Linked DNA regions of Mus musculus: regions 1 and 2 are each linked to region 3. The links are chromatin contacts, found by POLR2A ChIA-PET in ENCODE. All regions are on one chromosome and are shown on one strand. The core of a region is the stretch at or near the end of the contact, and the rest is flanking DNA. Distances in the headings are between cores, read along the strand shown.

What was found. ChIA-PET counts read pairs that join two places held with the same protein, here RNA polymerase II (POLR2A).
Region 1: POLR2A ChIA-PET joins it to region 3 with 20 read pairs in Patski. The contact joins the promoter of Ltbp3 here to the promoter of Mus81 in region 3. POLR2A ChIA-PET finds 5 or more read pairs at or near these places in 4 of 5 experiments (Patski and embryonic stem cell).
Region 2: POLR2A ChIA-PET joins it to region 3 with 11 read pairs in embryonic stem cell. The contact joins the promoter of Sipa1 here to the promoter of Mus81 in region 3. POLR2A ChIA-PET finds 5 or more read pairs at or near these places in 4 of 5 experiments (Patski and embryonic stem cell).

Annotation. Positions count from the first base shown.
Region 1 is chr19:5,739,408-5,742,374 of GRCm38, forward strand. It overlaps Ltbp3 (latent transforming growth factor beta binding protein 3), which reads left to right and starts at 1,493. Exons shown (of 28, transcript NM_008520.3): 1 at 1,493-1,578; 2 at 1,928-2,967. The coding sequence starts at 2,834.
Region 2 is chr19:5,662,138-5,664,999 of GRCm38, forward strand. Sipa1 (signal-induced proliferation associated gene 1) reads right to left here and starts at 1,570. Exons shown (of 17, transcript NM_001164480.1): 1 at 1,467-1,570. It overlaps Pcnx3 (pecanex homolog 3), which reads right to left. Exons shown (of 35, transcript NM_144868.3): 35 at 2,498-2,862.
Region 3 is chr19:5,486,918-5,489,971 of GRCm38, forward strand. Mus81 (MUS81 structure-specific endonuclease subunit) reads right to left here and starts at 1,462. Exons shown (of 16, transcript NM_027877.4): 1 at 1,071-1,462; 2 at 845-974; 3 at 108-190. The coding sequence starts at 1,205.

The sequences.
Region 1 (2,967 bases), core at 243-2,742, 250 kb after region 3:
CTTCCTGACCCTGAGTCCCTGCAGCAGCCCAAGACAAGGGTTGTCTCCACTCCCACTCACAGCAACACATGCTGCTGGTCATATACTCCTTCTAGAATGTTCCTTTTGGCTTTTCCACATCAAGTTCCTTTCATGTCACTCTGACGCCCCTACTGGGTCTCTGGGATAACTATCTCTCCTCCCTGGTGCACAAGAATGGCAGCTTGCCTGTTTCTGTGGGCCCTTCTCGTGAACTACTGAGTCACCTTTCCCACAGAGTAACATTCCCTGTGTGCTCAGGAATGAGCCTATGTTCCAGTCTGTCATGGGCTCAGGTGTCTCTGCTCAGAAGACTTGAAAGGGACCTCCATAGTGTCCCTCTCCTGTCTTTTTCTCTCACCTGCCAGGGGATGAAGCCAAACCCTGAGACCACATCACCTGCTTCTCTGTATCATTTACTTCACAATGGCGCGACTTTCCACAGTCCCAAATCAAACAGCCACATCCTTCCAAGAGGTGTGCGGTGGGCAGATCCTCATCGGCCCTGATACAGTGCCCGCTGATCCAAATTCCTCACAGTGACTTACATACCCACTCAGACCACAGCTGCACTGCCCTCTGCCCTTCCCACCGTGTTGCTCGCCTGGCTTTTCCTCTGACTTGGAAAGGACAGCGGTTTTTTTTTTTTTTTTGGTTTGGAAGTTTGTTTGTTTGTTTGTTTTCTCACTCTTGACTCTGCAAGACTCATTGCAGTCCTTTTCACCTTTCTCGGCTTCCCAGCATGCCCCAAGGCTCCCCTCATTACTTCCCTTCACTATGGAAAAGCGTGTTTGAAGGAAGCTGTCCCAGACCCCCACAGCCCACCACTCCTTTTGTTTCACAGTTGGGTGACTAGATCTCATTCCATGGGCAAGAATTCCAAGGCTTGGAGAGCACGAGATTCCAAGCCTGGACTGTTTGACAGCGCCTTGTTCCAAGGTGAGCCTCTGCCTACTCTGCACAGGGGAGGGTCAGGTTTACACCAGTTCAAAGGAAAAAATGAATGTAAGAGCGCTCAGCACCACTCCTGCCAGGTGGAAAGTATTCAGTGTTACTGTTGCAACAGTGTTACTAGAGCAGGGGGAGGGGTCCCCCCTCCCAAGTCCTCCTAGATTCTAGCAGCAAGGAATCCTCTTGGGACACAGAGGTCACCCCCTGCCAGCATTGCAGCAGTAGGCTGTACTGAGCAGCGCCTGAGCTACTGAGCAATTCAAGCAGAACTCATCAAATGGCCTCCCTCAGTCCCTCCGAAGCTACCCAAATAAACTCAGCCTTAAAGTAAAAAAAAAAAAAAAACCAAAAAACAAAAAAAACCACCATTAGCTCTTTGGAAAGGTGTGCCTAAAGCCGAGCCCAACCCCCTCTTCCCATCAGATTACCACCCCCTGATTCCCCTGGAGAGGGCCTGGCATGAACCAGACTTGGCATGGTTCTGACCCTGGTCACCCTTAGCCCTACTAAGTTCTTTTGAGTCAGACACTGGATCCTGGGGCTTCCTAGCACGTTCTCACAGTATTGTCCAGATCCGGGACACCACAGCCTCCCCTTTCAGACCAGTGAGTAAGTCTAGCTCTTCTACAGCCTTGAGCAAATTCAAGACCCTTCCCCACCCCCCTGTCAACCCCTGCCCCAGGGCCCTGCTGGGCTTCTCCCCAGCCCCCTGAGCACTCAAGTAGCACTCCCTTCTCCGGCTGTTAGCCTGGGAAGGGGGCCAGGCCCTGAGCTCAGACCTTGGCGATTCCAGAGTGTCTGAGGCCCAGAGCCAGCGCCGCCAGCCAGGCCAGACGAGGGGAAGGGGGGAGGTGGCAGGGTGGGCACCAGGAAGCCCTCTAAGGAGCGGGGGGGGGGGGGGGAACATTGGCAGGGAAGCCAGGTTTCTAGCTTTGTTCTTTCTGCTCTTCTTCTTGAGGCCACAGGGTTCTCCCCGGCCAGTAAACCCTGGCCAGAAGGTGCTCTCTCCTGCTTAAATCCTTTCCTTCGAGAGAAGACAGGACCAGGAATAAGGACCCATGACTTCAGGGCTTCGAGAACCCCTACATGTACAAAGGCCAATGGGCAAAAGTTAACAGACCTCTGATCCTCCAAGCAAGGACCATCTGCCTCGGTTTCCCCATTTTGACCAGGTGGAAAAGTAGTTGGGCGGGGGAGGTGTGCACAGGCCTCTGCACCCCGCCCGGAGGAATCTGGCGGAGTCCCCAGGTGAGGATTCTTCTGGAAAGAACCCAGGTCGGTTCCTGCGCGGGGCGGGCACCTAGGGGGCTGCCCCCACTCCAACCGGCGCCCTCCCTGCCGCACATCGTCGCTTCTCCGGGCAGCAGCGAAAGACGCTTGAACCAGAAGGAAAAAGAGAGAGGAGAAAAAAAAATTGTCTCCCTGGCCCCGGGCCAGCGTCCCAGCCCCCCTCGCCGCCGGCGCGCTCCAGCCAGGGAAAACAACTGCTCACTTCTCCCTGCGTCCTCCCCGCGCGCTCCCTGCTTCCCGGCGGCCGCGGGAGAGGAGCCCGGCCAGGGGGAGGCGCGGAGCGGGCTGGCCGCCCGGCCTTCCTCTCCCCTCGCTCCTCCTCTCCGCCTCCACTTGCTCCGGCCTCCTCGCTGCGGCCTCAGTTCGGGGCCTGGCTGGGTTTCTCCCGGCCAGGGAAGTTTCTTCGCTCTACCCTCAGTGCAGCTTCCATCGCTCTCCCTCGCAACGGGGATCCCGGCCGCTCCTGCTGTCCCCTCCCTACCCTTGGCTTCTCGCCCCGCTCTGCCCTCTGCTACCAACACTCGATCCCCTGCTCGGGCTCGACCTCCAATCTCCGAGGGTCGTGCGGCCCCGGATGCCCGGGCCCCGAGGGGCTGCCCACGGCCTGGCCCCTGCGATGCGCCAGGCCGGGGCATTGGGGCTGCTGGCACTACTCCTGCTGGCGCTGCTGGGCCCCGGCGGCGGGGCCGAGGGTGGGCCGGCCGGCGA
Region 2 (2,862 bases), core at 320-2,819, 180 kb after region 3:
CATGAGCCGGGCAGTGTTGGCACACGCCTTTAATCCTAGCACTCGGGGAGGCAGAGGCAGGCAGATTTCGAGTTCAAGGCCAGCCTGGTCTACAGAGTGAGTTCCAGGATAGCCAGGGCTACACAGAGAAACCCTGTCTTGAAAAACAAAAAGAAGAAGAAGAAGAAGATAAATATCTCAAGTGTGACCCCTGTGAAAGGACTGCTCGACCCTCAAAGGGGTCCCAGCACACAGGTTGAGAACTGCTGCTTCTGGACTTGTCAGAGCTGCACCTGCCTACTCTGCCCGTGTGCGTAGGAGTAAGGCAGCCTTGTGAGGGGAGACGGGAGAGGCTCAAGGTCTCACAGGATGTAAGGCTGAAACACCCAAGGCCCCAGGGACCTACTAAGTGCGGAAATGTGGTGAAGCTACACTAGGCAGGTGCAAAAGGTGTGAGAAGGCCGAGCCTACCTCGGCGTGAGCTAGGAATGGAGCCAACAGCTGGGGCAGGGGCAGGCCTCCATTAGTACTTTTTTTTGCATCATCCAGTGGCATCAAGGGGGCCAGGCTGGGAGGGGACAGGGAGCAGCTCCACGGTGCCCCTCAGCTGGGTCTCCAGAACCAAACAAGAGCAGACCTCCTCAGGGTCTTCCTGTCTGTCTGTCTGTCTTCTAGGATAAGCTCTGATGCTGCACTTCATGAGTTCTTTGAAGACTCCTTGGAAACTGAAAGGTGAAGCCAACTATGTCCGTGTGTGAACTGTGCAGGCCCCAGGTCCATAGACCAAGCTGTGGGCACAGACTGAGGCCGCAGTGCCGGGAGGAGCCCTGGGAATGTGTGCAGCCCAGTCCAGGAGCTCCCTCTTGTTCTGGCCCTGCCTTAAGGGGTGTACTTGGGCTCTGCCCCCCACCCCTCATCTTCACACAAGGTCCATTGAGGCCAGGACATTCCTTGCAGCCTGTGTCACTGAGGGGGGAAAAGGGGGGTGCCCCGCCCCCACAGATCCGGAAGGCCTGGCTGCCCCAGGAGGAGGCGCTGGATGCTTCCCAGCACATCTGGAGGTCGTGACCCTATTTCTGTTGCCAGGGAGTGCTGCAGATGTTTCCTCCCAGGCCAGACTCAGGATTGCAAAGGCTGGGAAAGAGGTCACACTGGGAAAAGGGGAGCCCCAGAATAGGGGGAGCCCCACACACTCAGCAGCAGGAGCAGCTGCCAGCATTGCTGAGAAAAGTCCAGAACCAATGAATCCACTCAGTGGAGCTCTGAATCTGCTCATGCAGAGGAGGGAGTGGGAGCTGCCAGCAGGAGACAGAACACTGGACGTGCTGACTCGGGGCTGGACTGGGGCAGGAGGTTGGGTGGGGTACGTGTAGCGAAAGCAGCCAATAGTCCCGTTCCTCCCCACACTACAAGGGTTCACGTCCAGGCTACTTTGTTGGGTATCCAGCCCGAACCTGGTGCCTCCCGATCCCTGATCCCGCCAGTACCTCTCGGGCTCAAGCTGGCCACCGCTGCCTTCCGCACCAAGGTCCCGCTGCCTGCTCACACCGCTCCCGGCGCCTCCGCTCCGCCTGGGGGCGGGGCCAGGATGGAGGCGGTACGTAGTGGAGGGGCGGGACTACCCGGGAGCTGTCTAAGGCGGGAAGCACAGTGGGTGGGGACCTCCGACAGGAACCTAGGCAGCCCCGGACAGCCTGAAGTTCTCTGTCCCAGCCTTCAGCTGCTCTTTTAACTCCCGGTCCTAGCCCAGTCAGTGACTTCACCGAGAAATGGGAACAAATGTACCTGCCTTCCAGACCAATTGGAGCGCTAGAGGCCACTTAGTGTCCTGCTGTGGCTCAGCAGACAGCAGGTATTAGGGCCAGAAACTATTTCACTCTTTAAGGGCTGGGCCAAGCTAGATAACTGATCTACACAGGCTACCATTTATGCAATGGCGAACACCATTAAATCCAGCACTCTGAAGGCAGAGGCAGGTGGATCTGAGGTCAAGGCCAGCCTGATGTACATAGGGAGTACATAGTAAGCCCCTGTCTCAAAAACGAAATAGAATCCTTTCTATTCACCTGTTATTTTCTTTAAGCTTGGAACAAATGAGGTTGAGCAGTCTTTGATCAAGATCAAGGCTGATGGATGTGTGAGCCACCTGGGCATAGAGGACTGCTTGAAAAGCAGAGGCTCAGCTCTCTCCTTTATCCTCTCACTTCTTTCTCCTCTTCCCTTTGTCTTTTCTCTCCTTTCTCTTTCTTCTTCTCTAGCCTTCCCCGTCCCCACACACTCTCTCTCTCTACCTTTTCTCTTCCCCCCTGCATTTCTATAATAAAGCTCTTAAACCATTAAAAAAAAAAAAAAAAAAAGAAAGGCAGAGGCAGGTGAGGAAGGCAGCCCATCCCACCTCATGTCTGCCTGGAGCCCAGCAGTCTGACCCCTTATCCCTCACACTCTTCTGACTTCAGCCTCCCTGCCTCCGGCACCTCTACCAACCTCACCTCGTCCCACAGAAAATAAAACTGCCAACCAAAATCAAAAATAGTGTTATTAATTTGGTGTCTCTGAAGCACAGAAAAAAAAAGAAAGAAAAATGACAAAAGAACGAATGAACCCACCCTTGCCACATATCGGGCCCCAGGTCCAGGCTAAGGAGGCCAGCCTTGGGGGCAGTGCAGGCCCCAGAGGCAAAGTCAGTCCTGGCCATGGGCTCCAATGAGGGACCAGCCCATGGGTTTGGCTCTTAGGGCCTGGCTAGGAGGCTGCTGCCTCAGTTTGGGATCCAGGCCACGGATCAGGGAGAGAAGTCTAGGTCACTGAGTTGTGACACTGAAGTAGCCAGATATCAGGGTGCAGACACCAGAGCCAAAGCCAATCAGTTCTGTAGTCCAGCAG
Region 3 (3,054 bases), core at 212-2,711:
AATCAATAAGAGCTGGATCCAGGGCTGTTCAACCCCTCAAACCAAGAAGTCTACAATCAACGACCCCTCCCCCCATTTAGCTTTCTACTTCCTTTCCCAATCCTCACTGGCATGGAAGAGTCCTGGACTTGCTCAGGTGGCCCTTTGCTGGCTCCCTTCTTTCCAGATGGTGAGCTGGGGGCATGGTCACCTATAGAGATCAGAAGAGAGTTAGTCCTGCACACAGTCTGGCTGCCCGGAGGAGCTTAGATGGAGTTGCTCAGTGTGTGAATTTGAGTGTCATATTTTAAAACGTTTTTGTGTTTTCTTGTATGTGTATGAGTGTTTCACCTGTGAGTATGTCTATGCATCACTTGCATGCAATACTAGAAGAGGTCAGAAGTAGGGGCTGGATTCCCCCGAATTGGGGTTTTGGTTTGGAAGCAGGGGCTCACTGCGTCAAGCCCTGGCTGACCTCAAACTCACAAAGATTCTCTTGCCCCTGCTTCTTCTGGGTGTTGGGATTAAAAGTACAAATCACCATGCCCTACCCATGTCACTTTTTTTTTTTGGAGATAGTCTCAGATAGCCCAGGCTAGCCTCGAACTCACTATGAAATTGAGAATGCTCTTGAACGCCTGAGTCTTCTACCCCCACCTCCTAAATGGTTACAGACTTGTTTCACAATGCCACCAATCTCAGGCGGCTAGCTCTGTTCGTTGAGAACCAGGAGGCTTAGGGAGCATCAACAATCACTAGTCGTGGGTCGAACAGCAACCACGTTGTGAGGGGGTAATTTGAAGCCAGAGTAGACACAGCCTGCACCTAAGAAATTTAGGAGACACCAACTCCCTGAGGTGCTCACCGCCTGATGCTAGGTGCTGCTTCAGCTTTTCGTCCAGCATGCGGCAGAGCCTGTCTCCGAAGTGCTGGAGTATCTTGGCTTCCTTCCCGCTGCGCAATGGTAGCGGGTACCGTTGGAGGGAGCGCAATGCCTGGCGAACACAAGGGAGAAGAGAGCTTATCAAACTAGGATTCACGGATCACCTGACTCTGCCAGAGCACTGTCACCAGAAACAGCTGGGACTCACCTTTTGAAACACGAAACGCGTGTGGCGCCCCCTGCTGGCTGCCTCGTCCCGCCACTCGGTCAGCCAACGAACGAAGAGCGGGTTGGGGCAAACGGGCAGCGGACGCTTCCGGCCCAGGCGGACCGGCTCCGCCATAAGAACTAGACTGGCTCCTTCAGAGTCTCAAAAAACCCCTGAGACTAGGATCGCGACAATTCAGTTGGTATAAGAACACTTGTTTGAGGGTAGGGTCTCTCCAACCTAGCAGGGCACCAGCTCATGGAATGACCTCCTTTCGCCATGTACTATGCAGTAAGAGGCTAGCTCGGTTTGCACGGCCTTTCCTTAGAACCGCCCCCATTCGCCCGCCGGCACCAGCCTTTTGGACAGGCCCCACCCAGGCCATGGAGCTTTGACCCACCCTTTCCTCTCACCCAAAAATTCGAGAGCAGACTCTTTTTTTTTGTGTACTGACTGTTAAAAAGGAGGACAGCGCCCCCTGTGACTGGGAGGGCCGGTGTGGGGGTACACTCAGAAACCTGAACTTGGCTTGCTTCAAGGTCTCATAAGGCTATTTCAGGCTCACTATCGTAGAAGAGGCTGGGAAAAAGAGGGCTTAAGAAAAGTGGAGGAGAGGGACGGACACAAGTCCAAGAATATTTGTGGGAGGGACATCTTAAAGGGGTACAAGGAATGAAATAAAGCTAAGGCAGAAGCAGAAAGATCTCGAAATGTGCCAAGTCGGGGATATTTGTGCACAGAAGACTCAGGCTAGGTGAATGGCGAAGATGTGTATTTAATTCCTCCCTTTCAAGGAGGAATAAGAGGTGTATCCTAGAAGGTGGAGAGTTCGAATGTGGGCACATGGTTGGATCCCGGGGATGCTAGTTAGACACTTCGCTTCTGTGGCTCATTAAAAGTGAAGGAGCCTCAGGGAGGATGAAGGTGGGAACCTTGCTGGGGCAGGGATGTCTCAAGCTGAGGGACACAGGGCTCAATAGAACATAGAGGTCCCTTCAGTGTTTGGAACAACGCACGGTCTTCAGCTGTCACGCTGTCACTCCGGAAGTCGTCGGGAGCCCAATTCGCAGACCCTCTTCTCAGTCTAGCTTTTGTGCACCCGCCTCTTTCCTCAAGCAGCCTTATAAGGAGCCTGCAGCTGGCGCTTGGACTGGGCACGCCCTCTGGAGGCTTATGCCCTAATAAGGACATCTAGGGCATCCCGCGACCAGGGGCGGAAGGAGTGCGTCTCCAGGGTAACTGCGTGGCCCCTCCCCCCGTTGCTCTGGGAAACTGCTAGTCTCGAAAAAGGTGGAGCCAGCCTTCTCCTTAGGAGGGGCCCTTGGGAGAGAAGGGGGTCAAGCTTCGGCCTCCACCTGGAGCTCCAGCAGTGTAGCCCACGGGTGCAGTCACCTGGAGCTCCCGCAGTGTAGCCCACGGGTGCAGTCTGACTACAATCCCCTGACTACAACCCCCGGCATCCTCTGCGTGCTGCCTCGCTCCTGGGGAAGCTCCTCTTTTACACCCTTTATTCAGCTTGGGGAGGTCAAGGGCCCCGGTTTCCTTTGCCTCTGAGTTGTTTGCGACTTTGCCCTTTTTTTCTAAGGCCATGGTCATTGTTTCAGGTCAGAGAAATTCTCCTGGAGTTCCCACCCCAGTTTATTTTAAACTTTTGCTTTCATATAGATTCTCTTCAGTCTTTGTGCTAAAATGATCATAAACCTATCAACTCTGGAATTAAATTGAAGTATTCCTTTTCCTGTATCGTAAAAGAAACATAAAGAAGTTTTTTTTTTGTTTTGTTTTGTTTTGTTTTGTTTTTTGATTTTTCAAGACAGGGTTTCTCTGTGTAGCCCTGGCTGTCCTGGAACTCACTTTGTAGACCAGGCTTGCCTCGCACTCAGAAATCCGCCTGCCTCTGCCTCCCGAGTGCTGGGATTAAAGGTGTGCGCCACCATGCCCGGCCATAAGGAAATTTTTAGTGCACAACTCTTCACCCTTCCCC